Linked DNA regions of Homo sapiens: region 2 is linked to region 1. The links are chromatin loops, found by intact Hi-C in ENCODE. Cell type or tissue: Caco-2. All regions are shown on one strand. Each heading gives the region's core, and the rest is flanking DNA. Links, peaks and the distances in the headings are about the cores only. Region 1 overlaps ARHGAP22 (Rho GTPase activating protein 22). Region 2 overlaps MAPK8 (mitogen-activated protein kinase 8).

Region 1 (13,793 bases), core at 5,640-13,639:
GGGCTGGAAGGGAGCTGGGCAGGCGCCCAGAGTGAGGCATAGGCACCTGGAGTACGGTGAACAGACGTTTCCCATGGCCTTGGCTCAGCCCTCCTGTAGAGTGGCCACACTTGCCCACACCTCGCCCAAGCACAGCATCTGTGCTGGGTGCCCACTCAGGCTCTGGCCCTGGAGCAGAGCTAGGGCCATGGTGGAAAGCCCAGGGGACCTCCCAAGACAGAAACTAGCTGCAGAGGTCCAGATGGCTACGGGGCGGGGGGGAGTAAAGAAAGGCATCCCACCTGGAACATGCAGACGAGACAGCTGAAAGCACAAGGCTGTTGCCCCTTGGGGGGCTTCACGTCCCACTTCACAATGCCTGTGCTATTCCACCCAGGGGCATACCTCAGGGGGCTCCTAGCCCTTGGAGAAACAGGAGTGGTCCTGTATTGTGTCCTGTATTGCGAGGCATGAAAAATGAGCCAGGTAACAAGGCACCATGCTTTGTGAGCACATTTAATAAAGAAAGCTGACTGTTCCCGGTGGCTGCCTGGATCCTGGGCGCCCTCCATTTCTGTGGCCATGAAGGATATTTCCTGGGTAAGGGCTAAGCGCTACTCTTGGTACCGTCCCCTTCTGACCCTCACCAGGAACTGCATGGTTGGAGCAGCATCTGATCCCACCTGGAGTGTGTGGGGTCCCAAAAGTCCCCACAGTCCCCACAGAGGTATCAGGATCTCTCTCTCTCCAGCTGGCTCCAGAGCGCCTGGCTGCTCCAGAGATACAGACGCTTCTAACTCCATACAAGGCTGGAGACCAGCAGACGTGGTACAGAAGTGAGCTCTGCCATTCCTTTTACTTTGGGGCCCTGGCACCTTTTGCCCCAACAGTCAAGCTTCCTAGGGTCGAAAAAAACTCCTCCATTTCCCTCTGCAACAGCTGGTTCCTCCTCTCCGCATCCTCCCGCGCCCGTTCAGAGTTCCGCAGCTTTATTTCCAGCATGATGTATTTTTTCTTTTCCTGGTCCAGTTCTTCTTCTAACCGGGACATTCGTTTTCTCAGGTCAGCACTCCCTTCTTCGATTCTGAAAAGTCAAGGAGAGATGCTGTTTGAGACTCTGCGGGCCAGGTTCACTGTCCCATGGGTATACCATGCTTGTGCTCACTGTGGGTTGAGGGGTCAGGCCAAGCCATGGCGGCAGGAGGAAACCCTGGCTCATCTGCTCCTCACAAGAACCCCAGTACTTCACCCATGAGCAAATTGCCCCCTGCCATAGCTCCCCTAGCTCCTCTGGGCCTGTGATCCCGAAATGCCAACACAATGATCCATGCCTTCGGTGCCTCCCTGGGTCCGCATTTGCCCCTCCAGTGCAGTATGGGATCCCTGCCAGCTGGTAGGAACAGTACAGGCCCCTGCATGGGGAGGGTTGGGACTCGGACTGTCCCCTGGCCTTTGCTCCTGTGCTGTGGCCTCCCCTCCCACAGCTCCCTGCAGCTCCCCACACTGTCCCCATGATCCAGCCACACGTGGTGACCCACAGAAGATCCTGTGGGGTAGTCACTTCCCTTCCTGCTCTCCCGTCATGTTCAGCTCAAGCGCCCCCTCCATGATGCTACTTCCTGTGATCCTCCCCAGCAGGTCACAATGGTGCTCCTCTGTGCCACCAGAGCCTATACCACACGCTTCCATGCAGGCTCATGCTGCAGTGTGCCAAGGTTGGCATGGCCATCTTTTTGACCAGACAACCAGCTTCTGTCTTTCCGAAGGGACACACCTGAGCCCAGCCCCTGGGAACATATGCTGGATTTTAATGCCCAGCCTGGTGACCTCTGAGCCACATGGCTGTGGACAGGACACAAGCCACAGTGAAATGCAGAGGGTAACTGCTCCTCAGAGCACTGGTAACCATGGACTGGAACATGCCAGGGGCCAGCACAGCACCTGGTACGTGGTGCATGATGAATAAACACGGATTCCTCAACCCACCAAAACGAAGCCTCCATCCTCATCACTGAGCTTGAAGCATGGCCTGAGCCCTCCCTACCAGGATCACAGACAGCTGTCAGAGAGAAGCCACCCACCTCCCCACTGCTGCCCCTGGCTCGGGCCTGGACCTCCCCTCTTCCTTCTCTGTCAGGCTCAAGACTCCAAGCCCCAACTACACGCTGATGACCCTGCACCATTTCATCAGCATCTCTGACTTAAAGGGTCCTGACCCTCATCTCCAGACCACTCTTCCGCAGCCCTGGTGCACTCTTGGTGAACACCTTCCCTCAGCTGCTCAGCTGAACAATGATGTCCTCCCCTAAGTCCATTCTTTTTCTCGGTCCCATATCTGATCAGTTAGCAAAACCTTTTGGCTCTACCTTCAAAATATGCTCAGCACCTGGCCGCTTCCCCCACCTCCACCTGCTGCCCCATAGGGCCACACCCCCCATAGGTCAGGCCTAGACCCCCACACCTCCTAACTGGTCTGTTCTGCCCTTGTCCCCTGGCAAGCTCTGCTCGGCATGGCACCCAGGTGCACCTGTCAAAGTGCCCAATGTGCCAAGACCCTCCAGCGGCTTCTCACTTCATTCTCATCTCACTCCACGAAAAACCAGAGCATTGCCCAGGCCAAAAGGCCCCACCCATTGCCCCCTCCCCACACATCTCCAGTCCCCAGCCCCTGACTCTCCCCCACTACAGGGGTCTTGGGGTCAGTGCTGGCTGCAGCTCTGGGGTCTCCTTCCCAGGGCCCTCCAACCTTCTACCCTGAGGCTCCTCTCCGCTCCCCTCCATGCTGCTCTATGTTCCCCTCCTTCATCTCCCTTTTAACACACCGTGTATTTTTAAAAATGTATCGTGCTTATGGTCTTTGTCTCCCTGCAACCCAAATAAGAATGGGGACAGAGATTTTGATCAGTTTTCACCCCAACTGTGGCCACCTGCACAGCATCTGGTACTTCACAGAAAACAGGTTCTCTTTTGGGAATGCACGAAGGAAGGCTGACTTCCCAGCAGGGCCCTGGGGAGGGGCTCTGACCAGAGTCCTGGGAGCCAGGACAAGGCCAGCCTCACCCCACCCCCCACCCGATGGCCCATACTTCCAGAGAACAGGACACACATTCCCCAATCACCTGCTGGACAGGACAGGTGCTAATGCCCTCACCTTCCTTCCTGTGCTCAGAGACCTTCCTCACTCTAGACCCTCCCTCTAACCAAGACAACGACCCAGACCACTCTGCTAGCGAGTACAGTCCCTCCACAAGGGCTACCACTGCTATCCCTTTTCCTCTGGGAACCTCATCTTACCTCCAGCCACCAGGCAGGAGTCAATGCGAGCAGCAAAGTTTCCCGAGCGCTCTCATCCACTGTGAGTCACTTAATACTCAGGACAAATGGGTGAGGTCACTGGGGCCCAAAGATCCTGCCAGGGACACTCAGCCAATCCCTGGTGGAGCTGGGACTAGAATCCAAGTAGTCTGACCTGGAGTCAAAGAGCCCTGCATCTCCCTTGAGAAACCAGGCCTCAGAGCAGGCCAGAGGAGCTCCAGGCACTCAGCACACAACTGGCGCAGCTGGTCCAGCCCAGCCTTCTGCATGGACAGCCTTCTGTATGGTAAGAGTTCCCATGTACCCTGTAGTTTGGTCTGTGAGCTCATCTGCAGCAGATAGCATCTTCTACTATATTTCTGGAGGCCCTTGGGTTCTACTGATGCTATTTCCTTTCTCGGCTCCATCCTATGGGTCCTTCCAGCCCTGGCTCAGGCACTGCCTGCTGTGACTTCCCCCATGGCAGAGGCCTCTGCCCTCAAGGTCCCTCTCCTTCTCTTCCTTTTGCAGACATGGTGCCTGTACATGCCTGGCACTCTCCATCACCCAGGGAACAGCTGTCAGCAGAGCAAAAGGGCAAGGGCTGCCATTCCAGCTCCCAGTGGAAATCACAGGCTCAGAGTGGGCAGCAGGAATGCCTTCCACCTCCATCCACTGCCTCTAATGGATAAAGGAATTCCCTGCTAGTGGGTGGGACCCAGGTGAACAGGTCGGCCAGCTAACGGGGACCTGCAGCCAGAGGGACCAAGGAGTCTGAGATGCTGAGGGAAACGCCCTGCGCTGGAGAACCTGGTCTCCAGGAGCTGAGGTTCCTCACTGCAGAGGGCAACCCCGGTCCTCATGGGAGGCTGGAACTCTGGCCCTCTGTTAGTGAGATTGTAAGCCTCAGGGTGCAGCACAACCATCCTGTGACAAGGGCGGACACGAGGGCTTGGTTCAGCAGGGAAACTGGATTCTGATCCCATCAAGGAAGGGGTCCTCACTTCCAGCCTGGCTGACCTGGGGCCTGGGCACTTCCTGGCACTCAGCATCCAGGCTATGAGCCCTTGTACTGGGACAAGCCTGGGACCTGCCTCCAGGGGCCGCCCCCTCCCTGGCTGCAGACTGCACACTGACTCTGTTTCCACCCCTGCAGCAAAGGTCCCCGGCAGGCTGGGCAGGCATTCCCACTTGCGTGGAGTCAGCAGGCCTCTGCAGCGCTGACTGCGTGCCAGACTGACTGCGTGCCAGACTGACTGTGTGCCAAGTCTGCCAGTCCTAGGGCTTTCCCAGAGCTAGGATTCCCCTCTCTGAGGCTGGCTTCCAGGGCCAGCGGCCCAGAGGTTAGGGGCCGACGCCCATGTGCCAAGAGCACGGCTCTCCCTGCAGGCTCCGCCCCGTCACAGGAGGCTCCACGGGGCAGCAAGTTACCTTTTCACACTCCTCTCGTACTCAGTCCGCTGGCGGCACAGCTCGGCCCTGAGCTCAGTGACCAGCCCCTGTAAGGCCTCGGAGCGGCGCGCGTGTTCCCGGGTGGGGCTGTCCGGCTCGCTGGGCTCGCTGTTGCTGGCACCCGCGCCCGCCTCGTCCATGCTGTGGTCCAGGTCCAGGGACTTGGGGTCCTCGCTGCTGCTGGGGAGCGGGGAGGGCTCCAGGGCCCAGTCGGTGTGCAGGGAACTGCGGGCAGACGAGTCGCTGGCGCGGCAGGCCGTGCAGCTGCTGAGTGAGCCCCCCACCGACGACTCGCTGGACGAGGCCCCGGACCACGCCATACTGGCCACGCTGGGTATGCCGGGGACCAGGCCCGGCGCGGGCACATTGTCGTAGGTGGAGAGTCTCTGCACGGAGCCCGAGTCCTTGAGCCGGTCTCCCGACGAGGCCCGGCGGTGTCCGCGCAGGGAGGACAGCCCGTTCATAAGCCAGTTCCCGCCGGAGGAGATGATGGGCACCTCCAGGGATGAGCCGCCCCCCTTCGGGCTTCCCGATAGGGACCTCGGCTGCCGGAAGGAGGACTTCCAACTGGGCAGGGTCTGCACCTTCTTCCCAGGGCTGCACCGGCTCCCCGGCCCCGTGGGGGCTGTTCTGGAGAGCACCGCCACGGCCGCCCCGTCCAGGGAAGAGGTCCTGTGCGCGGGCAGGCCGGGGCCGCCGGGCTCTCCTTGGCTGTCCCTGGTGACCTCCTCGGAGCCCCACCCCACTGCGCATTGCAGGCCCCCGCGCGGGGAGGTGGGCCCTTCCGGGACCGGTGCCGTGAAGAGCTGGCTGTGTTTGCGGATGAGGACGGTCATCAGGTGCTGGACGAGGGAAGTGCCTGCCGGGAAGAGAGGCGGAGAAGGGCCTTGCTGCCAGCCACTCGGCCCAGGCTCGCTCTGCCAGTCATGGAGAAGCTGCAGCTTCGTGGGAGCTGGCCCTGTCCCCAGAGCCAGGCCGCCCCTCAAGGGAGCCTTCATCCGCCCAGAGGAAAGGACCACACACCCTCCAACTCCAGGCAGGACAGCAGGATGGGGCCGCAGAACCGCCTTCCTCAGGCACAGAGCCGCAAGCAGGGAGGAAGCACTGTGCCTGCGCTCACGCCCTCCAGCTGGGGTGGGGTGAGGAAGCAGGCACCAAGGCTGCACGGTGAGCAGGTGGCAGGTTGGAACTGGAACCTGGGACCTGAGATGCCAGAACTCTCTCGGCTGCCCCACGTCACCCCTCTGTGCTGCTGACAACTGCCATGCCTGAATGTCCACACTCTGGGAGCATAGGGCTCTGGGACAGGGAATAGAGCCATCTTTCCTGTGTGGGGGCACACACATACAATTGCACACACAATGCACCCCGCCCACCCCCTAAAATACCCCCCACAATCACACGTACAATGCACCCCATCCACCCCCAAAGTCCCACACACACACACAACTGGACAATGCACCCACCCAGCCTCCCCAAATCCCCCAACACACAATCGCACATACAATGCCCACTCCCGAAAATCCCACACACATAAAATTACACACACAATGCACTCTACCCAGTTTCCCCAAAGCCCCTACACACACACAAGTGAACACACAAATCCCCTACCCAGCCTCCCCAAATCCCCCCATACAGAATCGCACAATGAACCCCACCCACTGCCCAAAATCCGCCACACACAATTGCACACACAATGCACCCTCCGCAGCCTCCCCAAATTCCCCCATACACAACTGCACACATAGTGCACCCTGCTCACCCCCCAGAATCCCACATACATATAATCTCGCACACACACAATCCCCCGTGTCTAGGCCAAGGCCCCTGAGATGCAGCCCCCAGTCCTGGGGACTCAGTTCCTACGGTGGTGGGGTGGGGGCCTGCAGCGGAGGTGGGCAGTGCAGGAAGGACCAGGGCATCTATCCAGCTGCCTCATTCCCTCCTGCCACCCTCACCACAAAGGCCCGACGCTAGGAGGTCCCCCGGTAGGAGGGAGGGCTGAGTGCCAGGGTGGACTCTCCCACTGAAGTTGACTAGGAATCCTGGAAGAAGTCAAGGAAGGAATTCTGAGGCCAAGAACCTAGGTGAAGCAGGAACTCCATGAAGCAGGCAGGGCAGGCCTCCTCCCTCAAGCATCTGTACCACCAGGCAGGTAGGAGCTTGTGTTTTCCTGGCCTCAAGGGGCCCTGGGGTGGGAGACCCAGCCAGGGCTGACCAAAGTGCGGACTTGAGCAAAAGCACTCCGCCACGTCCCTCAACATGGGATAAGGGCAAGAACAGCCTCAGCTGTGGGCTTCCTGTCTGAGCAGCACGTCTCTCATGCATACTCCACTGGGGACAGTGTTCCATGGGCCCTATGAGGTGGGCTGTCTTTTCTATGGCAGCCTACACCTGTGCCCTTTGCTAAGTCTGGCTGACTGGCCTCTGGTGAGTCCCCTCGCCTCTCTTGGCCTCAGTTTCCTCATCTGTAAAGTGGGGGCGATTACCACAGCACAGGCTGGTTGTAAAGCCTGAAATGAGATGATACAAACAAAGCACTTGGTAGAAGCTTACTGAAAGCGGCTGCTGTTGCTGCTATTTTTAATCACTTATTGTTATTTATCATAGAGAAATTCTCCAGGGTTTGCAAAGCTGACATCCAGGAACCTATGACAATTGCTTAATTGTAAAAGAAAAGCAAACATGTCTGTGTTCAAGGGCAAAAGTGCTGACCTCTCCCATCCCTCCAGCCTCTTCCATCCACAGAAACCCCTGGCTATTCTAATTGCACCCAGTGACCTGCTGCTGCCCATCGCAGGGCAAAGTTCCTTTTTTATCTTATAGCTGAACCTCATGGGGGTCGGGGGTGAGGTCTGCAGAAGTTCCTGCCAAGTCCCCAGAGATGGAGATGTGCCACCTGAGCCACCCCTCCTGCTGGCCTGGCCCTGGGCTGGGATGGTTCCAAGGACTTGCCGTGGACCAAGATGAGCCCAGACCCCGGCAGCACCCAGGGCCACCAGGTACACCTCCCACTTACCTTCCATGATGGTTACTGGGTCCTCTACCTGTGGCCGCAGAATGTTAGGTCCAAAAACGGTTGCCAGATTCTGGACACTCATCTTGTTGACATTTGAGTATGCCTGAACTTCATCCAGAAACCTGCAAAGTAAGGAAGCAGCAGTCATCAAAGAAGCAAGTTGTGATGCCCAGTCTCCTGTGTGCGGCCTGGACGCACCGCCACACCCCTGCTGAGCCCTGCTGCCTGTGGGCTTTTGCCCACTGGGTGTAGCCTGCCTCTGCCAGGCTCGATGAGGGAAGGCTTCCCCTGGGGCCCAAGAGGGCCATCAGAAGTAAAAGTCACTGGGACAAGGGCCCACCGCTATTTGTGTGAAAGGAGGACAAGACTCTGCAAATTGTAGTGGGCACAAATTCTGGGAAGTCCCAGACCCCAGTCAGCGCCGCCCCTGCATTCCCCTTCTCAGTGTCTAGGATGGGGATACATGAAGGGTTGGGGTCAAGGGGCAGATGCCGGGGGGACAGGATGGCAAGAGGCACCCAGGAGGGACAGAGGGTATGTCCCTTCTGGAATTATCTACCCAGGTCTGTTTAAAACCAGCTGCTCCCATGGGACTGTAAGCTTCGTGAACTCAGGGTCTGTGCTTTTCCACTCCCTGCTTCGTCCACGCTGGGTTGAGGCTGTGCAGGGTGGGGAATGACCCGGGCCCCCCTCTGACAAGGAAGAGTTGCGTGTCTCGCTGTGGGGTTGGGGGAGCGTGGAGCCAGTGCAGGAAAGTGTGGTTCCCTCCTGCCAAGCCGCTTACTTGCAGATGTATCTGAGCAGGTTGTAATTTGCCTGAGGAAGGTTGCTCACTTGTTTAGCCAACTCCAGAGTGCCCTTAGGAATGAAGAACAGAATTTCAAACACCGGCAATGAGGGCCCTGACTGTTCTCTGACTGCGAGGAGGGGTGGGCAAAGAGAAGGGAGGTGGGGGCTACGGCAGCCCAGCCCCAACAGACCAGAGGGCTCCACCACCTCCACCTCCCCTCAAGGAGTGGCCAGGGCCCAGCTGTGACCTCCTGGGAAGCTAACTTGCTTCCAAGGAGCTGGTGTGAGGGGTGAGCCTCTACAGGGCCCGTGGAGGAATGTCAGGGCCAGCACTCAGCTCACTTATCAAGACACAAATATTTGCCAGATAGTGAGCCCTCATCTCCCACATGGCCGCAGGGAAGGCAAACAGTCCTTCCCTGGCCCTGAGCCACCTGGGGCTGCAGACCAGCACCTGCACGGGTGGGGACGGGAGGGCTGGCTCATCTGTCCTGGGAGCCAGCTCAAATTCTTTTGGGAAGGAAGCAAGATATAAATAAAAGATGTCCTGGTTTCTGAGCCTGTGACGGGCCTGAGTGGCCTGAGTCGGGTGTGGGGAGTGTGAGCACCTACTGGTGTGACAGCCAGAGCTGGGCACACCGGACCCACCCCTCCCAGGGACCAAGGCCGCAGACAGGTATGGCTCCAGACAGCAGGATTCCCCAGCCCTCCCCGACCTGAGCAGGATGCCCTGGCCCCTCCCCCACCCAAGCAGGATGCTCCAGGCCCCCACCACACCCCCAACACAGCAGGCCTCCACAGGATCCATGTGCCATGAAAATTCATGAAAAGTCAGAGTCTGTGTCCTGAGTCTACAGGCTGCCACCCAGCCAGCCCATCTCCCAGGAGCTATCCCCAGGAGCCACTGACCTCCCCCTCGTCCTTGGTGAGCAGCTGGGCGCAGCTGAGGAAGTCCTCGTACCTGGCGAAGGGGACCACGGGCTCGGGGAGCTCCCGCAGGTACAGCTTCAGCAGGGAGGCCACCGTGTGCACGTCTGTTGTGCTGTGGGGGGGAAGAGGACAGGTGTGTGAGGCCTGGGATGCCAGGGGACTTCAGGGGTGACTGGTACGCCCTGACGCCAAGGGGCAGCCTCTGGTCTCAGGTGCATTCTTGGGCGCACTGGGGGCTGCATCTGCGGCCAGCTGCCCTGGTCAAGGAAAGGCCAGTGCTGCTTCTGGGAGCAGTGGATAGAGCTGGGGCAGGGACGACTAAGTATCCATGGCCAGGAGCTCCAGCTCAGGGACCACCCATCATGCCTAGGCACCTGCTCAGAATCCCTGAGTCTCATGTCTGTGTCAGTCCGTCCAGAACCTGTCCTGCGTAGACTGCGTAGGACTCCAGGAACTGTGAAGCCACAGGGCCCTGCAGGGCACAGCTGCTCCACCCTAGCAGCTGCCCTGGGCCAGAGGAATCAAGTGTGATGCAGGTCAGGTTGCACAGGGGAGGGCCCTGGGACATGGGCCAGGGAGCCCCTTCCACAGGCCTGGTGGCCATCCCAAGGTCCCCTGCAAGACGATGTGGGAGCTGCCTGCTCTGCGGTAGGAACAGCTATCCTGCAGGCCCTCCATAGGTGCTGCCAACCCCCAGCCCGAGCTTGCCCTCTCCACTGCACTTGACTTTGGCTGGAGTGGGAGGAGCTGCATCAAAGGCGCCCACAATGCAGGGCTGCTGGCTCCTTGTTGGGGAGCAGGTATCCGGGGACCAACAGCAGGAGCAGGTCGGAGGTCAGGCCCTTTCCTCTCTTCCTGTCCACAGTGGTGACACCTAGGCTTCTAAGCTCATCACCCCCTCTCCAGTGCCCCAGGAGTCCACTCCAGGCCTCAGTCTCCCGCTCTGGCTCGGAGCTGCCAAGGCAGAAGTAGACCAGTTGTGGATGGTGGTGGCAATGGGCCTGGCATAGTCCTTCCCTGGGTCCTGTGTGGGGTCTGCAGTTCAGGTCCTAAACGAGAGCCTTGGCATCTCCTCCGAGCTTGCGTTCCAAGCCGTATATGGGCCCCAGGTTGTTCATCTGCTTGTCTAGAACCATGGACTTAAACCCTGGGCTGCATTTCCCTCAGGAAAGATGAGACGGGGCCAGGAGACTGTGGCTGTGCCATTATGCTATCACCTGATCCCGGATGAATCCCAGGCTAGGCTCACTGAGATAAATACCTTCTGGCCCTGACATTTGGGATTCTGGGGTTCCATGTATCCATATGCACCCCAAATCCATATACCTGGGGCCCCTCCTTGCCTGAGGCTCAGTGACTCTTGGTCTGGCTGGATCCAGGCAGCCCCCATCCCACCCTCCTTCCATCTCCAGCCAGGCATGCTGCTATCACACCCTCCTCGGCCTTCTCCCGGGCCATGTTCCTGGCCAACTGCCCTGGGTACCCAGGCTTGAGCCCAGCGGCCCCTTCCCCACTGGGAGCCCGTGGCTTCAGTGGCAGCCTGAGTGGAGCGCAAGAGACTGGGGGAAGGGCAGGAGGCAGGGAAGTGTGGTTGGCAGCCAGCCCGTATGTCTTCCCCTTTTCTGCAGCTGGGGGGATGGGAGCATTTCTGCCCTGGGTGAGTGGACACAGAGCCACCCCTCCTCTGCAGACCTGCCCGGCTGCATCCCTGCCCCGCAGGGTCCTGCTGCTTGGCCCTGCCTGACCCCCTATCCGCTCAGTACCTGAGCTCTTACTTCCTTTCCTCGTCCCTCCCTCCCTCCCTCCCTCCTTCCCCACTGCAGTGCCTTTCCTCCAACAGCTGTCACCAGGCCTTTTCTTGAGACTTTTCCCTAAACTGCTGTCCCCTTCCCCCCTCCAACAAGCACCCAAGGAGAACTCTGTACAGCCCGTGGTCCTGTGGGCGCCTCCCCAGCCTGTGGGCCTCCCAGCATGCGGCGACATTAGCGCAGGCGGAGGGTGGGGGCAGGGGTGGGGCAGAAAGGGCAGCAGCTGGTCAGGGGACGAGGTGCCTGCCCTGGGGACAAAGAGGCCCTGGTGGTCAGTGCAGCCCGCAGCAAGGTGACCCTCCATCTGCAGGTTCCTCGTCACCTCTCTGTACCCAGGGAACCCCCCGCCCACGCCAACACCGGCATCTATGCAGAACACGCCATGCCTCCAGCCTGGTCCTGACTCGCCTCACTCCCCTAGAGTCCGTTTCTCATCACCCATCCCCACTTCCTCGACCTGCCCCCCAGCCGGGCCGCCTGCTTCACCCCACCTGGGTGTCCGCAGGGCTCCTCCCTGAGCAGCCCAGCCCTGCCATCTGCAGCACCCTGGGAGGTTCCCTACCACTAGGCCCGGGACTGGTGTCCCTGGTGTTTACTTGTTATCTGTCAAGACCCACCCCCCTTAGAATTTCTAATGCATGTGGGTGCCCCTCCACCCCTAGGCCTCCCAGTGCTCCCTCCCTCAAAGGATAGCAGCTGAGGGAGTAAGGAGAGCCTGGCGGCCAGGAGTCCATGCAGCCCTAGGCTCCGGCCCACAGGAGGCTGTCCTCAGAGCTCAGCAGCAGGGTGGCAACCCGGGAGACTGACAGCCCAGTGCCCAGGGGACACTGTGCTGGGAAGGGGCAAGTATGGGACAGCTCCAGGCACTGAGGCTTCCAGGCCTGGTGAGGCTTTAGCAGAAGAGAAGCCCAGGACCTGGGGCTAAAGGGGACCTTCTTATAGAGATGAGCAGGAAAGTGAGGAGGGGGCTTCCTGCGGAAGGGGCCAGGACAGAAGCCAACACCCCAGCAGGCAGGCAGGCTATGGCCTTGGGGAGAGAGCTCCATCCCGGGACCCTCTGTTGGAAGTGGGTGAGGAGGAGACCCTCTGTTGGGGGTGGGTAGGGAGGGGGGACCTTCTGTTGGGGTTGGGTGGGAAGGGGGGCCTCCCTCAGGGGTGGGTGGGGAGGGCCCCTCTGTGGGTACAGCTGCAGAGCCAGAGGAGCTGCCATGGAAATGGCAGAAAGTGGGAAGGATGGCCTCAGATACCCCAGGAGGAGTTTCTAAAGGGAGAGGAAACCAAAGCCCAGGGCCACCGTGGCAGTATGGGGGTCACTGCTGAGATGGGGGTGGAGGGACAAGGCCAACATGCCCACCATGGAGATGGCCCTCCTGACACAATTCCAGAAGCAGGGTAGAAGCAGCCAGAGAGGGAGAAGGCAGACAGGGGAGGGCCTCCAAGACATAGGGAAGGCTGCCCCAGGCTGCTGGGAGGCCGAGAGTCAGGTCTGCATGGAACCCACCCTAGGGTGCCCAGCTGCCTCTCAAGGGGGCTTCAGCAGGCAGGCCAGGTGGAGAAAGGAGGCTGAGCATGCCAGGAACCACACCTTGGGAGAGCAGGTGTGCCCAGGTGGAGACCCCCCCAGCAGGATGGGAGAAGCTTGGCAGTGTGGGTGAGGCGCAGACGGCCTGTGCCACTCCAGGGAGCCCCAGCAGAGTTTGAGTAGGGGAGTGGCAAGGTCTGATCTGTGTCTGCAGAAGCCCCTCAGGTAGCATCAGGCACTAGGGCAGAGCATCTGATCCTGGGGAGCTTCCAAAAGTCTCGGCTCCCAGGCCTTACCCAGGTGACATTATTTGAAGCAATCTGCAACCCTAACGCTGAGACACAGGATGGAAGAGGCCTGGCTGGCTGAGGTTCAGAATGGACGACAAGCTCACTGAGCGTCAACACTGGGATGGAGCTTCACAAAGCTCCAGAGGAAGGGTCCCCCGTACCTCCCTGGGTGGAGCACCGCTAGGGAACAGTGGTCAGTCCTGGACTCCACATCTAAGGAGAGGAGCTGACACCCTCCCCTGGCTGCAGTGACGGGCCTGGGAAAGAGCTGAGGGGCTGAGTGTTCTGCCCCCAGAGGAGAAGCCCTGGGAGGCCAGGGCTGCCTGCAGGTCCTGGTGGGCCCATCCTGGGGCAGATCCAAGAAGACAGGGCATAAGCCCCATGGAGGGTAGTTTTTCCTGATGTAGAGAGAACTCTATGAAAAAACTGCCCCATAATGGGTGGGGGCACTGTCAGGGGAAACAGAATCCCCAAACGGCCCTAGGCTGGGGGTATAGTTGGCTCCACCCAGGGGCATCCAGGGCCTGGGTAAGCCCCCATGATGGGTAGGATGGACATGGCCCCGGCCCCAGAGCAGATGGAGGAGACTCGCTCTCCTGTCCCCAGAACCCAAAAGGAGGGGAGCCGAGCTGCTGTGCCATCTTGCCATTGATAGAGCCTGGGGGTAGGTCACCGGAGGAAGCACGGCCAAGAGACAGACCCCGCAG
Region 2 (15,006 bases), core at 2,698-10,697, 72 kb before region 1:
TATAAAGACACATGCACATGTATGTTTATTGTGTCACTGTCCACAATAGCAATGACTGGGAACCAACCCAAATGCCCAACAGTGATAGACTGGATAAAGAGAATGTGGCACATATACATCATGGAATACTCCACAGCCATAAAAAGGATGAGTTCATGTCCTTTGCAGGGACATGGGTGAAGCTGGAAACCATGATTCTCAGCAAACTAACAAAAGAACAGAAAACCAAACACCGCATGTTGCCACTTCTAAGTGGGAGTTGAACAATGGGAACACATGGACACAGGGAGGGGAACATCACACACCAGGGCCTGTCAGGGGTTTGGGGGAGGGATAGCATTAGGAGAAATACCTAATGTAGATGACGTGTTGATGGGTGCAGCAAACCACCATGGCACATGTATACCTATGTAACAGACCTGCACATTCTGCACATGTACCCCAGAACTTAAAGTATAATTTAAAAAAAAAATACATTTCTTGGACCCGTGGTAGAAAGACTGATCACTATATCCAGATATCCACTCCCTCACTGCTCTTGGTCAATTGAACCCTTCAACTTTTAGTTGGGTACATGGCTACTTTGCGGTAAGATGTGACTGTGGTGTGTGAGCCAAGCTAATTTGCGCAGAAGGAATTGTGTAGCTTGCAAGTCATATCCTCAGAAGAGAAGATGCTCACCCTTGTCTTCTTTCCACCCCTCCCCTGGATTGGAGAAGAGATACGTTATTGCCCACCACATGGGCAGTAACTCCCTAGGAGGTGACAGAGCAACAGGATAAAAGGAACCTGGGTCCTTGGATAACTTCATGAAATAGAGTTGCCTTTTCTCTGTGGCTCTCCCACTTAACTCTGGACTATTATATGAGAAATAAATAAACTAAATTGTTTGAAAAATAAATAAAAGATGAATAGGGAGGGAGTGACTACAAAAGTTGCTTATCAGGAATTCTAATTGGTTTACAGAAATAACATTGGTTAATGATTTTCTATACATTGTTAAATTGTAAGGTGTGTGGCATTTTATGTCTTCTTGAGGTCAGTTAGTCTAGAGCTTGAATAGCAAGTGGCTTCAAGGGGTAATTATTTACCTCAAGGGAGAATGAGGCATGACTGCTGTTAGATTTTAAATACCTTTTTGGGACTGATAACTTAGGCCCATATTCCTTAGATAAAAAGCTTTTCTTCCCCCCTCCCTCCGCAACCTTTACTCCTTGTGGTCAAAAATCTTTCTTCTCGAAAGCATTGTTAATCAAAATCTAAGTGTCATGATGTCCCTTGTCACCAGGAAGTCTCACTCCCAGGTAGTGCTGTCCCATGTTGATGAGGGAGGAGGAAATGTCTCAGTGAGGAATTTTAAGAGTTCCCAAAAGCTGACTTAGGATGGCATCACAGAGTGGCAGAAATGAGACCTCAGTTAAGTCATTGATTTATGTAAGTCATTGCTTGTTGAATCATCCCTAGTCTTTGGAATCCCATGATTTTAGTTTCCTCCAAAGTAAAACAATGAGAGATACATAACAGTTAAGAATTTGTATTGCAGAAATATAATGCACACATTGACTACAATCAAAAAGTGAATTTACATGTCAGAATGAAAAAAGAACCTATTCATTAGGGAGCCAACAACAAAATCTTGAAAAAAATTAAAACCTGGTTCTTCTTTACAGACTGGTTGTAGCCAGGAAATAATTCAGGATTTAGTCCAAGTGGTAGACAAATAAGAAAACTCAAAAACAATGGTCAGGCTAGAATCTAATAACAGGTGTGTTATAGTTTTCTTATGAAACGTGATTTTTCTGTCTCTAGTCTCCCTTTTATTTTTTTAAAATACATAATTATATATATATAAAATGTATACATTTATACTTAGAAATTTTTTCTTTAGTAACAATCTCACTCTGTCACTCAGGCTGTTGTGCAGTGGCATGATTATAGCTCATTGCAGCCTTGAATTCCTGGGCTCAAGTGATCCTCCACCTCAGCCGTGAGTAGCTGGGCTTACAGGCACAAGCCACTACACCCATCCAGTGCCTCTTTTCTACCGAAGAGAAATAGACCAATTTATTTGCAAAAAAAGTTTTAGAGTTATTATACTTGGCCTGATTTATTTGCATAAAGTGCAGCAAGAGTAGTGATTGGTCATATAGACTAGTTGGCTTTGCCTGAAACTTTTTCGTTAGAAATTTTGGATTAGACTTTTGGAAACTTCTCAAGTCTAAGAAGTCAAGCCAGGGATTAACCATCAGCCTGTGCCTGTAATACTTTCACAGTTTGGTGAATTCTTCTCTTCTTGAAGTCCCAAAATATTTTGATATTCCTGAAACTCTCAGAAAGTGACATTCTTTACATACCGCAAGTCAGGATTCTTGTAAGGGAACAGTATAGACAACTTATTAGGTCAAGTCTTTCCAAGGGGCTTTTTATTGGCTCTATAAAGTCAACCTTAATTCCTCAAAGTAGTTTGATCATATGCTGTTCCAGTTAAACCTTGGTACAATAACCAGTGTCTCCAATGCGTCCTCTTACAAAACAAAGAAAATATTGCACTTATACAAACAACTATATTGTCATAAATGTCATAAAATAAGAATATTCACAAATAGTTCCCAAATTCTGGAGAAAATCAGGTAAAGAGGAAGGTAAATGTTTCACTTTTCCCCACAAAAGTATACTTTACCTAATTGCTATGAGCTATAAATGGCTCAAAAAAAATGTGGACTCTGGCAAAACAAATATGAGAAGAATCAACAATGTTTCAAACAAAAAGTGATTAAAAAATCATTTCAGTCCTCTATCAGTTCAGTCCCATGTAATTAATTCCTGTTCTGTTTCATGTTGGCTTAGCAATCTTCATTAACACATCAGTTTTTTATTCGAATTTTGGAAATTTTTACCTAGTCCAATGGTATCATCTCCATAGTTATCTGAAACCTGTATTCAAGAATACTTGAATATGGTACAAACTCGTATTCAAAGTCCTTTCCACGAATTTCTTTGAAGACACACATTTTAGGATTTGGAGGGAAACAAAGCTCTTAAAAAAAAAAAAAAAAAAAAACAGACTAGATGCAGTGGCTCACGCCTGTAATCCCAGCACTTTGGGAGGCTGAGGTGAGCGGATCATGAGGTCAGTAGTTCGAGACCAGCCTGACCAACATGATGAAACACCGTCTTTAATAAAAATACAAAAATTAGCCGGGCATGGTGGTGCGCACCTGTAATCCCAGCTACCCGGGAGGCTGAGGCAGGAGAATCACTTGAACCTGGGAGGCGGATGTTGCAGTGAGCTGAGATCATGCCATTGTACTCCACCCTGGGCAACAGAGCGAGACTCCGTCTCAAAAAAAAGACATGAGAATAAAACAGTTTACTGCATATACCAAGGCATATCAGATGTTTAGGAATTGCATACAATTTTGGAACACATATCAATACAACTGTAACTCAAAGAAAGCTGAACACTATTTCTTGTCTGACAGTGCTTTCCATGTTTGAAATTTGATTTGGGGGAACTGTATCAGATATCAAAGGTTTAAAACACTAGATATGGCCGGGCGTGGTGGCTGACACCTGTAATCCCAGCACTTTGGGAGGCTGAGGCAGGCAGATCACCTGAGGTCAGGGGTTCGAGACCAGCCTAGCTAACATGGTGAAACCCCATATCTACTAAAAGTACAAAAAAATTAGCCGGGCGTGGTGGCATGCACCTGAATGTGAGCTACTTGGGAGGCTGAGGCAAGAGAATCACTTGAACCCAGGAGGAGGAGGTTGCAGTGAGCCAAGATCACGCCAGTGCGCTCCAGCATGGGCGACAGAGCAGGGCTCCCATCTAAAAAAAATAAATAAATAAATGTAAATTAAACAGATATCAAGATAAGAAAGGTTTGAAATGCTCAGTGTTAAAATAGGATCACAGGTCATTGTAAAACAGTCATTTAAACAAAGTGATAAGTCAGTGATTTTTAAAAAGTCAAAACCTGTGCTCTTTGATTAGCAGGAGACTCCATCAAAGAGTAAGTTTGAGGAGACTGTATCAAAGAGTAAGACTCCATCAAAGACTCACTTTTCCAAATAAGACCTAATAAAGGCAGCATGAGCTCAAGAAAATCTCTCTCTCCCTCCTTTTCTTTTGTAGTTTACTCAAAAGTAAACAAAACCTTTTACTATCTCCTGTTAACACTACCTGAAAATCTTGTTCAAAAGAGAAAACGAAATCCTACCTTTGTATCAGTATATTATTAATATTAAACCTAATTTTAATAAAATCTTACAATAAACAGATCCATCTGATCCCAGTCAGCTTTGACCAGATAAGATTTTCATGAATCTTTTATAAACTCTTACAATTTTATTTTTTCTTTCTCCAACTTTTTAGTTTTAGCTATATCATGTAAATTTTGAAACAATCTTTAACCTCTAAACTAGGCAAAATTACTTTTCCTTTAGCAAAACTCACACCCTCCTCTCTTTTTTATAACTTTCTTCACCAAAAACACATCCTACTTTCATTGTATACTTTGCATACAAGAGTGTTTCCCATGTATCTAGTACTTTTAATTACATATATTAACTACGATTTTAACTCTTAGTAGTTCTAATTTCAAGTGAAAAACCTAGAAAGTAAGTAGTAGTTAACTGGTTTATGTCTGTATTTGTAGACAAATCATTTCATGGTTTCGTAGAAAGATATTTCTATAAAATATAATTGATGCCTACTTTTTTGTTTATTAACAGATCTAAAGATTATTAACAGATCTAAATATATTTAGCTTTTTTATACCATGTAAAAACAAAATACCAAATTATGTAAACTAAACTAAAACATATCTAATAATTAATGTTTTTGTATCTTAATGTATGTAGAAATGACTCAAACATTTTATGATTATCTATTACTTTATTAAACCTAACATGACTTCAAAACTTTAAACTACTGAAAAGAATTTTGAAACTGCAACACAGATACCCTTCCTAATGTCTTCCTCAGTCATACTGAGTCGCAACTACCCACGTGGCACCCAAGTATGATTATGAAGGGGCAGGGCCTATCTGAGTCCTGATTTTACACACCCATAATGGAGCCCAGGACAGAGGACAGAACTGTGAAGATAATGTCTGACTCTTCCCACCATAGCCAGGAGACAACAGCCAGGCCAGAGGGAGTACCACATATGTCTGCAGTCCTCACTTGTTAGAGCCCAGAATCTAATGAGTCTAATACATAAGCTCACAGACAAGTCAAATAAGCATCAAACATATCACAGAAGCAATAGTTTTATGAGCTTCAGACATCTAGTAGAGAAAGCCTAAACCTTTCTGACCAGCAGACCCAGGCAAAAATGTCTGATTGTGTTTAAAACTGACAAGTCTGAAGACATTCTAATTTTATTTTACCAACAATTAAAAAGCTAATTTTATTTCTCAAAGATTACTAAAATCACATTAACTTGAAAAATATTTGGGATTATTAAGCTATGAGCATTAATTTGTCAGTTTGGTACCATGTAAACAATATACAAACAGATCTGTACACATATATACATAAAAATACAAACATAAGTGAAGATTTCATAGCTTTGATATAAAAATTCTAGCCATGAGACAAGTAAAACTCGCTATTTTAAAAGGACATTGGATTCAAAGTTCATAAATAGAACAAGTTCAAGTTTATTGTATATGCCTGAAGCCCTTACCAAGTTTTAAATAACAAGTAGCAAATTTATATTTCAAGCACAGAGAATTTAAGCTTTCCAAAAGGCCAATTCAATTTTACGTTATCTTTGGCAAAAATCATGTTAACAGAATCCAAAAGAGTAAAACATAAAGGCCTTTCTTCTACAAAAAAAAAATATTTTATATATTTTTTATATATTATATATCTTTATATATACTTATATATAATATATATTATATATATGACTCAGGCTAGCTATATATATACAGCTGTGTGTATATATACATATATACACATTCAGGCTAGCTATGTGTATATATATAGCTATGTGTATATATATATATGTATATATATATAGCTATGTGTATATATATATGTATATATATATAGATAGCCTGAATGTCAGCTTTTAATTAAGCTAATTTCTGGCTATAGACCTCTTTCAAAGAAAAAAAAATATTTTCAAGTTTCTTAACAGATTTTAGCTGGAATAAACAGCCAATATTCCTGGCTTTTGACTTTTTTTTTCTTTTTAACCAAGGGTACCTTTCCAAGTGACTCACCAAAACCAATAAGCCTTAAGAAAAATTTTTATGACTTGACCAAGGATGCACAAGCCATCTCCAAAGAGGTGCAAAGCAAGCCCTCACAAGATCCAGAACCACCCCAAAGACAGTTTAAATAATGAAAGTCTTGGTAGCCACAAATAAGGTGCAAATCCACATTTTTGCTTGACTGTACTCTCTAGGGTTTCAGCTGATGGCAGACAGAAGAAGACAGGAAATCAAAAGCTGTTCATGGAAGGGAAAAGGATCAGTAACAAATGGGTACCCTAAAGGGTCAAGAGTCATATTAATATTGTAATAATTGAAAATATTCAAATTCTTGTAAATGTTTCTCTCCTAAGCTAAAGATATTAACCAAAGAAAGGAATTTTTTGTTGTTCTAAAGAATTTTAACTCTGTTTTAGATCTTATCTCAGCTGGAATGCTGCTTGGCTAATTCCCTGCATGTTAACATTTCAAACACATGATAAGATTTATCTCTCCAAGGTACTGTGAACTCCAGCTGGGCATTAAAGGATATCATCAGTGCCATTCATTAGTCCTGGTTTTGAAAAAAAAAAGTTGTTAGATCTGTATTTTTATAATCTCAGTAGTTTCATTCTCATTTTTTAGTTGCACTGTTTGCTCCTTTTGTTCCAAATTTAAATACATTTCTCTCTTTTAGACTATTAATTTTCCAGTTACCCATTTTATTGCCCTAAGTAGTTGTTAGGTTCTTCTAAAGGGATGACACTTAACATGAAATATGTAGAAAAAATATATAACTCAAAAGTCCAGAGCTGAAATCCAAGGAAGAAGGATGTAGGTAAAAGCCAGTTAAGACAAGATGGCCTGGCCCAGTGCCGTGGCTCATGCCTGCAATCCCAGCACTTTGGGAGGCCAAGGCAGGTGGATCACTTGAGGTCAGTGAGACTAGCCTGGCCAACATGATGAGATCCCGTCTCTACTAAAAATACAAAAATTAGCCAGGTGTGGTAGCGGGCACCTGTAATCCCAGCTGCGTGGGAGGGTGAGGCAGAAGAATCGCTTGAGCCGGAGAGTCAGAGGTTGCAGTGAGCCGAGATCACGCTAGTGCACTCCAGCCTGGGCGACAGAGCGAGACAGTCTCAAAAAATAAAAAGACAAGATGGCCTGAAAAGCACCTTCACCAAAGACTTATGTAAATGTAAGCCAATGGTAAGTTTCTAGTGACTCAGCACTCCCTCTCCAGGTACAGTGAGGTAAAGACCCTTACAAATGAAGATTTCTTTTGTAGATGTAAATTTCTTTTATAAATAGCCAACTAAATGACAGAAAGCTGTATTTTGGACACTGATTTTGTTGAATGGGTGGTCTTTTTATGTTCACTTTTGTTAGCTTAAAAATTACTGAGTTCAGCTGGGAAAGCCCATTAAGAAAAAGGGCAAAAAAAGCATAATATATGTGTGGACTCAGCATGGATAGCTCTGATAAAGAAGCAAGCCTGAAGGGTTACCCCTAGGTTAAAGACCTCTTCTAAAAAAGAAGGGTTTGAAAGAACAGCCCAAATAAAATGTACACCTTCAACCAAAGAGTGGTATAGGTCCAGATTATTAGTAGGACTTTTGTCCAATAATTTATCTTGGAATTGGAAGAACATGAGAGTTTCATAGTTGGCCAGGTGCCAAGTCCAGGAATGGCTAAGGGTGGCTTACTGTGAATCCTGCTCACAGTGCCAGAAATGTCAACCTAAAGGGAAGAAAATGAGGCATAGTTAATACAGATAATGTATTTGGGCCAAGGTTGAGGACTGCAGCCTAGGACACACTTCCAAGTGGTCTTGGGGAGTGCTCCAGAGAACAGAAGAGAGGCTCATATTTTTAGAGAAAAAAAGGATGAATCAGGAAAGGGATTGATTGCAAAAAGGTATTCATCAGGAATTCTTGTTGGTTTACAGAAATAACATTGGTTATTTATTGTCTATACATTGTTGAACTATAGTGTATATGGCATTTTATGACTACTTGGGGTCAGTTAGTCTAGAGCTTCCATAGCATGTGGCTTCAAGAGGTAATTATTTAGCTCAAGGGGTAGTGAGACATGACTACTGTACATTTAAAATGCCTCTCTGGGCCTGATAATTTAAAGGGGCTCGAATTCCATAGAGCAAAAGTTTTTTTTGTTTTGTTTTTCATAACCCTCATGTTTAGTTAACATTGCTGACATTCATGAATCAAAAAACCCAAACCACAAAAAAACAAGCTATTTTTATTATCACTTCTGCTACCTAGCATGTCAGGCAGTCATGTTATGTTTAAATTGCCTTCAAATGGTTTCAGGAACTTTTCCCATATGTATGTTATTGAACCACTCCAGAAAATCGTAAATCCCTTTTGTAGAGGAAGAGATGATTAGACGAGAAATACTTAGTGTCTGGCACAGATTTATACAGAAAAAAATTTTTGTTTTTAGTTTCTGGTCTTTGTTGTTACTTTGTTGGTAGTAAAAAATGAGTTTTTTTTTTAATTAGCCAGGCTTTAGGCCTTATCCAGTGAAGGACAACTTGAAGATGAGATAGAGCATAAAATTCAAGCTATTTCTAGAGATTGATACAGGTTCATTAGCTGGACAATTAAACTTTTTACTTGTCTTGCAAGTCTTCAACTTAGATTTGTCATATTTGGTTATCATAATCAAATGGAAATAGTAGTTTTTGCCCCATCTTGCTGAGCTTTTAGATTTTGAGATCATTTGTAACATACTCTGAAATTCAGTGAATTTTATTTTTTTCTGCTGGGGGCAGGCACATTTAATTACAGAAAGCCATTTGCCATGGAATCTTTTTTTCTAAAAACTACCTAGCGTTAAAAAAAAATCTGATCATAATTACGTTGCTAGCAAGATAAACTAGCAATAAGTATATGTGGTATCAACTAATATGAAAAAAATTATCTGTAAAATGCATCTGGGACACTTCTCATTTGCTATTCTTAATTTGCAGTTTTAGGAATTGTCTCGTGGTGGTTGAATGTGATCAGCATTTTCTTTTATGAGCCTGGGAGTCTTATTAGTGAAAGATTTGGCAAAAGTTAGAAGAAAATGTCAGGCATTCGGGTCTTCTCAAGGAATGAGATTTTTCAGTATGTAACCAATTTTTTTGGATAGGCAAAGATTTAACCCAAGTAGTACACTGTACAAAGGTGCCTTTAAAACTCAGCATTCTTTCTTGTGTAAAACCTCATAAAAATTTTATGGAAATTTATGGGTATCAATTTTTCTTAGATTTAAAATTAAAATAGCTTTTGAGTACCTTGGGAAATAGTATATTCTTACAAAGTAGATGACCTATTTATTCAGTTGAATGTCCTTGTGAAAATTGACGTTGCTTTACTGACACTAATAATCTACATGCAGTTGAGCAAGCCCAGAAGCCAACTTTGGAATATTTTGAAATGTTTACCATTTTGAGTACAAAGTAATTTTAGAATCTTGGATACCAGCTCACTGAAGTGTTATGGTAATATCATACCCATATCATTTCCGTTACTTATATTTGTTATTGTTTAAACAGTAGCCAAAAATGGCCAGGCACGGTGGCTCACATCTGTAATCCCATTACTTTCGGAGGCCAAGGCAGGAGGATTGCTTGAGACCAAGGAGTTCAAGGCCAGTGGGCCATATAGCAAGACCTCATCTCCATTGAAATATATATATTTTAAAGTAGCCAGAAACATGTACTTACTTTACTGCCAAGGATATGGCTGTAAAGTCTTGAGATCTTTAATAAATAACTTGAATGTCTGAATGACTTGGAAACAAGTTCTGAATTAGCTTACTGATTTCATGTGTCTGGCGCTATTTAGCTAAATCCACCCTCCTCAAAATGTAGAAATTGTTAAGGGACAGTTTCTTGTTGAGACAGTTTCTGTCTTAGCATCATTTTGTGGTTAGAATGTAGTAAACCTACTCAAATAAGCCCAATTAAGAATTAAATCTATTTTATGAATAGGTCTTTAAAAACCCAATTGCAGAACTACAAACCAGGCCTCTTTCTCCCCTTTGTGGGTGGGGGTCAGATTCTCCTAGAAGAGAGGGCAAACTAGGTATGATTAGTATACCTGCTAGAAAGAACAGTTAAGTGGCCAGGGCAAACAAAGTTGTCTCTTGGCTGTAATAATTTTTTTCTGGACTCATGGGCAACTAAAGAAACATGCTAATTATACTGATGCTTAAAGGATTTGCCCTCTATTACGGAGGGTCTGTGGGAGTAGAACTGTAACCTCTTCTTTATAAGCGAGTAGTACAGAAAAGGGAGAAGGAGAAAGAAGAATCCTAAATATGGAGGGGAATCATCTGGAAAGAGCTCAGATTAATTTTTATAAAATTGTGTAAGATTTTATAAGATTATATATTTTTATAAGATTATAACCTCTTCCTGGAAGCCTCATTTTTAAACTGCTTATGGTAGTGACATTTTATTATACATGAATTTAACTTTTGAATATCCAGCTGTACCTGTCTTGACAGATAAAATGACAGTTTCAGTAGTACAGACAATTCTGCCCATCCTAGGAAGCTTATGCCCTTGCAGATGAGAATCTGCTGTTCTCTCTTAGTTTGTACATGTCTCCCGTCAGATGAGCATGTCATATGTAGTGTAAATACTTTAAATAAAATCATGGCCCTGAATGTTATTGTACTAAATGTTACATTATGATTTAAGGAGATTTTCGGGGTAATTTTGACTATGTCAGTTTTGTGGATTATTTGGAAGAGTGGAATTTTGTGCACTCTGGGCTCGAGTCTAAAGTTAGTGTGTAAAGCCAAAGTCAGAATCACCCTTGAAAGTTCCTCAACTCATAAAAGCCAATATGAAATCTTTTGTGTACATATACACTCTTGAGCATTAATTCTTACACACATTTAAATTGGAGAGTGACTAAGCTAGACTGAAAGGCAAAAGGAAAGTATACAGGTGTTGTATATTCATTCAGCTTTAAACATGGTATAGGTAGGGAATTCTAAAATGTTCCTTCTTGCCTGCCAGCTTTACTTCATTTTGTTTTAATAATAAACTCTAGAATCTTAATTCTTACTAATCGTGTATTTGTTGTGGGAATTTCAGGAGCTCGTTAGCCTCACCTTTCTGTGAGATAGCTTCTGAAATCAGTTGGCTAAATTCTAAGGTTAGCCATTAAGTAGGTTTATGATAAAACTTTGTTTTATTGTAGTTTTCATTATTTCCCTTTTCTTTTGCTTTAGTATTTTAGTAACATCACTTTTAAGATGTTACTCATCTCAAAGGAGGCAAAGGAAGAGATTTGGTATCAAGTCCTTCATTCAACTAAAGTAGAAAGAGAGGGAAGTAGTATGCCCCTCTAGGCTGGTGGTTGCTGTGGGAATCAATGTAAAAACCCCTTTAAGAGGATAAAAATGGGACAGTTAACTGGAAACTTACCAATGAGACATTCTCTTTCTAGAGCTTTTTCTTTTCTAGCATGTTCCCCCCAGTTTTAAGAAGATAACCCACACTCTTATCTGTTTCTTCAGTATATAATCTCAATTGTGAGATTACAAAATAATTTCTCTTTAATAATATGCCCAGGTGAGAATGGGAGTAAAATTCTGGTTTTCTTTATTTGGTGCTAGTGTCAGCAGTGACTGAAACATAGGCTGTCTCAGTCTGGGCCCTGTAGTACAATGCTCAGACCTAGGCTGGCTTACTCTTCATATGGCTCTACTACCTTAGTATAGAGGAGGAACCGTAAAGTCCAAGATTGGGCACTTCATTCACACCACTTAGTAGGCAGTCTCCTAAGGAAAGAAGAAAAGTGTATGTCCGGAGAGACATAAATGGCTAGTCAGCCATAGTTTTTTGGGGGGAAAGGAGGAAGGGGAGAGTACCCTAGGATGCACCCTATATTTCACATATTGTTTCTACTACTTTTGGTTAAATTGTAGACAAGTCTGTTGTTGGAATAGGCCTTCTTAGTGCAGGACATAGTGGTATTTCTGTATTAATTACTTAAAATATAGTTGAAAAATGAACTTTGAGAATACCTAGAACTGAAATAGATGCATTTGTATGGTGGCAGCTGAGATCTGATCTAAAGGCCAGTTGAGGGCTAATAAGGAGTGAGGTTAAATTTAAGCTTATTACTCTTTTAGGAAAATGATGTGAGTTAGGGTTGAGGCCAAGAAATTCTTACTATATTCTGAAAGTAGTGAGACTTCATTCGTTAGAGCTAACCTCATAGTGCTCACTATGAGCACTCACCTTAAAGGTTATTATCTGCCTCTTGAAGAAGCACTTACTCAGCGGATCCTGTAACATGTGGTTCTGCCACTTTGTCCATAACTGATTAGACCAGGGCAAGCCTCTGGCTCAAGGCTAATGGCTTATGAAGTGGCCTGGTATGAAAACTGCATAAACAGCAATAACAAGATTAATCATCTTTCTCTTTCTCTTTCTCTCCTGTAAACTACTCCTTGAGAGGAGAAAGACAGGCAATTCATAATGGGAATTTAAAATAACAGTTTGTTCACTTGTTCATTGGTTCATTCAACACTTTTTTGAATGTCTGCTGTTAGCCAGGTACTACTCAAGGCACTGGTGATTTATTCATGAACAGAACAAAATTCATGCTTTCATGGAACTTGGGTTTGAGTGGGACAGATAATAACCATGTACTAGAATGTTAGCAATGGTAAGTGATATGAAGAAAAATGAAGTGGGTTGAGGGGAGAGAGTGTGCTTAAAGGGGAATTTAGATAGGCTAGTCAAGTAAGGCATCTCTGAGGAGCTGTATTAAGAGATTTATTATACGGAATTAGTTCATGTGGGTATGGAGGTTCATAGGTCCCAAGATCTGCAGCTTGCAAGCTGAAGACCCTGGATAGCTGATGGTGTAGCACCAGTTTGAGTCCAAAGGCCTGAGAACCAGAACACCGAATGTAGTTTCAGTCCAAAGGCCAGTAGGCTCAAGATCTAGGAAGAGCTGATGTTTCAGTTTGAGTCTAAAGGCAGGAAAACACCAATGTCCAAGCTCAAGGCAGGCAGGAAGAGTTCCCACTTATTCATACTTTTTGTTTTATTCAGGGCTTCTACTGATTGAATGAGGCCCACCCACATCACAGAGTGCAGTCAGCTTTACTCAGTCTGTTTATTTATATAAATGTTAAAATTATCCAAAACACCTTCACAGAAACACCCAGAATAATGTTTAACCAAATATATGGGCACCCTGTGTCCTAGGCAAGTTGATGCATAAAATTAACTGTCATAGATAGGTCTATTGGTAGCCAAAGAACCAGGTTAAGTAAAAATAGATAGGCTCTAAGTTACCTCAGTGACTTATTGCCAGGATTGCCTGATGATTACAGCTGTCTTAAATTCTGAACCTTGTTGTATTACCTGAATTATTTTCCAGGGTCTCTAAAGTCTGGCTATATGGTTGCATTGAACTTATTCTTTTCTCCTTAAGTATGTTTTATGTAACTAGTTTAACCTGTGTGTTTCTACATTCAGGCTTGACAGCCTAGCCATTTTATGGACGGGGCGGAGCGGGGGCGGTCAGCCTGATATATAAAGATATCACAGAAATAAACCTTGAGTCATAAAAACCTAATATAGCCGCCCCCCTTTACTAATGAAGAGAAACACTGGTAAAGACACATGAAACAATTTATTAAGTAATTTGTTACTTTAAAAAGATTTACATTTTGGTTAACTTTTTTAGCAGTTGTTTGTTCTAACTCTGTGAAGAGCCTGTTTTGGAAATCTGAAAATGTAGGAGATGCAGCTATTGTCCTCAGAAAGACCATAGTCTGATAATAAAATCTGCATAAGTAAATATACAGCAAAGTAGTTTAGATGAGAATTTAGGTTAGAGCTGGTTTGAATGGAAAAGGCTTATGAAGATCACATTTAAGCTAGTCTTAGACAAAATTTGGATAGATACAAAAGAGTGTTAAAAATATTTCATGAAAGGGAAAGGGAAATGAACAAATGAGATACATCAGAGTTTGGGGGATGGTAGTTTAGCTGTGTTGACATGGTTGTAGTCTTCTTGCTGTAGGAGTAGTAACAGGTGAGATTTGAAAGTTAAAGCCGAACCTCAGTATTTCCATACTTTTGGTTGCACATTAATTCTTTTGAGCCTCAGATTATTCCATCTGTTAACTGGGATAATAATGCCAATATTTGTTCATATGTTTTAATCAGTTACATCTAAATTCTATAACAAGAGTTCCTTTGTTTTTAATCTCAGAAGCCTTCTAAGTAGGGAAATGAGTCATCAGAAACCATGGCATTTCCTTCTCACACATACTCTTGCTGTTCAAGCTTCATGATGGAGAGATCAGTATATCAAATGCATCCTCTATAAATCTCACCAGTATCCTTAATGCCCTTATCTTGGTGAATGTGGAAAAACTCAAAGTGCTTTTTTTCTGTTCTCTCAACACAACAATCACAGAAGACTTATGTGATCAAATGTTGCATAGGGGGAGTTCCCCACACACCAAGCAAGCGATCAGTTTTGCAGCAGATGCCTGCTAAGTGTCTTCCAATTCCATTCTGACACTAGTTACCTGGAGATAGCATGAGATCTCACAAGTCGAGGGCCCAGTCCCCTCCCACCGCCACCAGATACCAGTCTCAGGTCTGGAACTTCTGACTGGCTCCAAGTTGAGGTTCCCATGCCCCTCTCTTTGGGTTAGATTAATTTGCTAGAGCAGCTTTACAAAACTGAGGGAAACACCTTTACCAGTTTATTATAAAGGATATTACAAAGGATGCAGATA

What was found. A loop is a pair of places that touch in the nucleus more often than their neighbours do. Peaks named below come from ENCODE experiments on the same cell type or tissue, not always from the same donor. Only the 100,000 strongest peaks of a DNase experiment are listed, where the experiment ranks them.
Region 2: it touches region 1 in a loop (4-fold over the local background); 1 of 110 quality-filtered maps calls a loop at or near these places.

Annotation. Positions count from the first base shown.
Region 1 is chr10:48,445,557-48,459,349 of GRCh38, forward strand. It overlaps ARHGAP22 (Rho GTPase activating protein 22), which reads right to left. Exons shown (of 10, transcript NM_021226.4): 6 at 9,446-9,578; 7 at 8,532-8,605; 8 at 7,748-7,869; 9 at 4,705-5,584; 10 at 480-1,063. The coding sequence ends at 835. Among named protein-coding and RNA genes, the nearest start is that of ARHGAP22-IT1, 59 kb to the right of the region's middle. RefSeq lists enhancers at 1-513, 8,488-9,465. In Caco-2, for the core only: no CTCF peak of the experiment used is centred there; DNase peaks (open chromatin) are centred at 5,695, 6,925, 8,895, 9,685 and 4 weaker places.
Region 2 is chr10:48,376,899-48,391,904 of GRCh38, forward strand. All of the region lies in intron 1 of MAPK8 (mitogen-activated protein kinase 8), which reads left to right. Among named protein-coding and RNA genes, the nearest start is that of MAPK8, 78 kb to the left of the region's middle. RefSeq lists a silencer at 7,668-7,962. In Caco-2, for the core only: a CTCF peak has its summit at 7,446; no DNase peak of the experiment used is centred there.